Linked DNA regions of Homo sapiens: region 2 is linked to region 1. The links are chromatin loops, found by intact Hi-C in ENCODE. Cell type or tissue: IMR-90. All regions are shown on one strand.

The links. Peaks named below come from ENCODE experiments on the same cell type or tissue, not always from the same donor. Only the 100,000 strongest peaks of a DNase experiment are listed, where the experiment ranks them.
Region 2: it touches region 1 in a loop (6-fold over the local background); 10 of 110 quality-filtered maps call a loop at or near these places.

The regions. Positions count from the first base shown.
Region 1 is chr14:80,212,758-80,215,257 of GRCh38, reverse strand. All of the region lies in intron 1 of DIO2-AS1 (DIO2 antisense RNA 1), which reads right to left. It also overlaps a transcript of DIO2 not described here. Among named protein-coding and RNA genes, the nearest start is that of DIO2, 2.5 kb to the right of the region's middle. In IMR-90, a CTCF peak has its summit at 1,535 (motif pointing left); a DNase peak (open chromatin) is centred at 1,507.
Region 2 is chr14:80,055,054-80,057,553 of GRCh38, reverse strand. No RefSeq gene overlaps it. Among named protein-coding and RNA genes, the nearest start is that of DIO2-AS1, 160 kb to the left of the region's middle. RefSeq lists a silencer at 1,034-1,328. In IMR-90, a CTCF peak has its summit at 1,168 (motif pointing left); a DNase peak (open chromatin) is centred at 1,163.

The DNA.
Region 1 (2,500 bases):
GTTTTTTCATAAAAAGCCCAAAGCATTTTGCCCTAGGCTGCTTCTCTTTGGAATTTAAAACCCGTGTGGAATATCGTATGGGGAAATGCAACCGACATGCCCCTCGTTGGTTTGCATTTAACTCATTACATGTTGATTGCTAAGAACACATACATGACCAAGAAGATAGCCAAGCCCTTTGAAAGAACATATGAAATCTAAACAAGGAGCCTGAGTCGGGACAGTCTTAAACAGATGTGAAGTCCTCACAGCCTTTGCCATTTTGAAGATTAAATTACTAGCAAACCACTTTCAACAAGGGTTTTGGTTCTCATAGTAATGACCAGGACCCATAACAGACATTAAAGAAAAAAAGTGAGGCTTATTTAGAGTTAGGGAAAATATCCCAACACCCGCTTGGACTCCCTAATTTTGGTAATCTGCTTTCTCTCATCTATATGATGGGAAAAGTCATACTCTGTCACCTTAGGATTATTCTGTTACTTAATGAGTATAAAATTACTTGAAAATCAATGTGGTAAATATTCTTAATAACTGGAATGAGCAATTGTGCACCATGCATAAAAAAAGAAATAGCTTTGGAGAAATGTAATTTCTTGGATGGACAGATTGTCTATCTGCTAGAGGAATGGCCCTCAGTTTTGTGATGTGTTTATCGTTCATTTAGAAAAATGATTGAAGAAATCTGAGAAATGACATAACCAGATTGGCTGTGTATCTTTTTGTTCTCCTATTTAAAAAAAAATTCCCTTCAAACACTTCTAACCTCAATAAATAAATAAATAAAAAGAAACAAAAGCCCCCAACAGAGTCCTAATTCTAACTTATAACCACTTAAAGTCTGGATATGCTTTGAACTTCACATTTAAAAGAAAGGTTTTTCTGATTTTCTATCAATCCCTCTCCTTAGCTTGCCATTTACAAACATACTTTCCTCCTTCAGAGCAAAAGCAAGTGAGAGAGAATTGGTTTAAAGCTGCTGAAGTCTCCACTGCAGGGGAGCACTGGTTTAATTCAATCAAGGTAGAATGAAGGTCTGAGAAGGGGAGAGATTCTAAGGCCTGGGCAATTGAGTGGAAGCAGCATTTCCTGAGTCTACACCTCCTTCTGCCATTGTTGGTGGGAACTATGGCAATATAGCTTTCACATCTCCACCAGTTAAAATACTGTGCTATCAACTCCCTGCCTTTGTTCTTTCTTTTTTCCCATAAGGACATTGAGTAGTTTGAGAAGATACATGCAGTAAATGTACATTGCATATATTAGTAATATTATTTTGCTAACATTGTATGCTAGTCATAGGGAAGGTGTAATTTTTCTATGTGGTTTATATTATTTTTCTAAGCTTTGAAGTCTTTTAACAATTTCGTCCATGAGATGCAAATTCAAAACTCATTAGGAGCCAAACTAATGAAAAAAATGAAAGAATTTGTAGGGAATGCTGAGGGTTGTGTCACAAGAGAGGGCATTGCACAAGGCCACCACGTTTTACAATTCCAGGGCACCCCCATTCACATCATATTGTATGTGAATGGTGCCCCCTAGTGTAGAGCAATGCAGAGGCCCTCTACATGCCCTGTTCATTCATTCATTCAGGACGTCCTCAATGAGCCAACTGTGCGCCAAGCATGGTTCTAGGTGTTGGGGAGGTAGCAGTGAACAAAGTGGACAAGAATCCCTGCTCTCACGGAACCTAAAGGCATTCTTTTTTGATTATTGTTTTTTTAAAGGCAAAAAAGCAACCTGCCAACCAAACAAAATGCATTAATATGCAGAATTCAGCTAACAGGACGACAAATTAATGACTCTTGTCTAGGCTTTTAAATTATTTCTGTGATCATGAAGGTTTTAGCCACATGGAAAAAATACGCAATACGCTAACCACAAGCTTGCACCTACTGCTTAGCTTATGCCTAAGCTCTGGCTACATAGAAAACTCAGCTATCTATTACCCAGTATCTAAAACTCAGTATCTATCACTGAGAAAACTCAGTGATCTATTAGGTAACACAGGATGAAAAAGTAGAATAAAGTGGGGGTCATGCCATTCTGCCAAAGCATTGTCTGCCTAAATACCTGTCCTAAAGACTCATGGGAGAGGCAAGCCAATGAACAATGGTCAATGTGGCACCTTGAACCAATTCAGTCGGCTCTTAACTTCCCATACATTTAATTAAAATTTTTTTCAAACAAAAAGGAAGATTCCTTAAAGTATCAGGTCTCTTAGGGGTTATGCTAACAGAAGCAGGTGAAACACCAAATTTAAAGAGCTTTCATTAATAATTTCTCAGCCTTATGGCTTCTTAATGCTATTCAATGGAAAGTTTTAATTTTATCTGCAAAATGAAGCTAAAAGAATGTCGCCTAGCTCCTTCCCTGTCTGGAGGAACTTGGATTTTTTTTTTTTTTTTCATTAGAAGCTTGGGTAAAACTAAAAAGAAACCTGTATTCAAGTTTCTGCAAGAAGCTTTAAAGAAATGCTGGGATGGTACTCAAATAG
Region 2 (2,500 bases), 160 kb after region 1:
ATATAGACCTTCTGTGTTATGTGTTATCTTTAGAATCTAATGTTATAAGATGTGTCTTCTTTGTATTTCATTCCTTCATATTTATCTCTTTTAAAAACCACATTGTAACCTCTTGAGGATCAGAATTATATTATACATGGAACATAAAACATGTATAATGAATATTTAGCAAAATTAAAATTGAAATTGGATGTATAGAAATAAAGCAATAGAGGAAGAAGTCAGAAATAAGTCACAAAGTTCTCTTCCTGAACAATAACAGCAAATCTTTATTAAGTGCTTTACATACACTGTTCTTTTAATTCTTAAAACTATGCTATTTGATGAAAACACTTATGACCTCCAATTTACAGAGGAAGAAACTAAGATTTAGAGAGAACTTAAGTAACTTGCCTGAGGTTACACTTAAGCAAGTGGCAAAGACATGATTCAAATGTAAATCTAAGGTTGAATCCAGAGTGAATGTGAATCCAGCTACCTTTCCTTCCAGAAGTTCTTTTTCCCTTTCTTCACCTTCCAGTCTAGTAGACTAGAGGATTCTTCCTGCACACTAACAGGCCAATCTGCAATAATTATTTTCTTTTACTGTTCATTAAAGTAAGTTAAATAATGTAGACATGGACCTACTGAAATTTGAAAGACAGCCTATATGAGGCACAATTGTTCTCTTCATTAAGGTTGGAAAAAGCATGTTGTCTGAAGGAATAAAGCATATCTGAAGATGTGCATAGGACCCTGCTTAGGTTTGTCTGCTGTTAGTCTCACTAAAGAGGGTTAGGGAAGAATCAACCAAGGTCTGATTTTGTTTCCTTTATGGATTTATGAAGATAACTCTTTTTTTAACTGCAAGATTGCCTTTATTTTCAACATTTTATGATTCACCTAGGTCAGCTTGATGCTGTGTTTGTGCTGATGGGGTAAAAACATGAAGATTTCAAGAACAAACGTTTTTGACAATGGCTTCTCTGGCAGAATTAACACAGTGTTCATTGCGCCCATAATGTCTAAATAGACATGTAGAATATGCCTTTGTGAAGGAGACCGACAGGGTGCTCCGCCCTGAGAAAGATGAGAGAGGGAAAGAGAGGACCAAGAGAACCTGGCTCCTTTGAAAACAACTTCTTAGAAGTTTTTGCCCAGGAAAATGTTGGCTTTGACTGCTCTCTAGTGGTGGGCAGTGTTCACTGTCAGCAATTCCTTCCACAGGAATCCCAAGCTGAAGGAAGAGACGGCAAAACTCAAGCTTTTGCTTGGACACCTAGAGCTGAGTTGCAAAGGAGCACACACACACACACACACACCCCAGGCCTGGGGGTGGAGGTAGAAGAGCAACTTTCACTGAGCAGGAAAATGATAATAGAGATAAGAAGATGAAGTCTTCTATGGAAGCTGGAGAAAGGTTTGAGAGGATGAAGAGTTCCATATTCGGAGCCATAGACCTCTCACGGCTGTGCTCACTTTCTTCTTTCCATAATGGTAGTTTCCAAAATTGGAGTTGTGCTGGCTCCAGAGTTTTAGCTGGTGCCTGAGAGCTGACTTCTTGAACAACTCTGCAGAGGATGAAGAAGAGGAAGGAGACATACTTCTTGCTTTCAGGTGCCGTCCCCTTTTCTGGAGGAATTATGTAGGTCTGTTTTATTTTTTTCTCTACCCTACATTACTCAACAAAAGAGGGGAGAGTACCGCCTTGGGAAGAGATGGAGAGAGCCTCTGTTGTCACTCGTCCAGTTTTCCCTAAATCATGTTTTATAGATGACTCAACTGATATTGTGAGCTTTATTTGCATTTAGGGAAAAGATAAGTAAAATCAGTTTTGGAGTTTTCATTTTGTTTTTGGTCCACAGTTAGCATACATCCTGTGTTTGTTTGTTCCTGCTTCTGCACCGATTTTCTATGAAAGCGTATATATTTACATTACCCCTTTAGGTCTCAATGACTACATCTATATAATGGTGGGGTCAGTGGTCAGAGGTTGAGAGGTGGTTGATGTTCTGGACTTCTTTTATCTCTGATATGCCCTGAATATTATGATTCACTGACTCATAGAAGAGAATCTAAGAAAATATCCTGGGTTATGTAAGAAACCATTTGAGTCCTGGCCAGCTAAGCAGCAGTTCACACAGAGAGAAATACTCAAAATAGAGATACCAGGCAAGTGACATATTGGTGACCAGAAGGCACTTCCTTTCAGAAGAGAAGGCAATCAGATCATAGCCTTGCACAGAATAAGGATTCCACAAAAAAATTCCCGTGGTTCCTCCATTTTCTTGATCCACTTTCTTTGTGTCTCTATATGTAAGGCAAAGTGGAGAATTAAAGCAATTATTTGGATAATTCAAGCAGAAAAAAACCTCACAACACCCACATATGCTGCAATTATCTAGACATTTCAGGCAGAAGTGAAGCTCAGAACCAAATTATCAGGATAGTGCTTCAATTCTTCTGAAAAACAGCAATGCTAATTGCATGACACATTCAATGTACTATCACAGAGGACTGA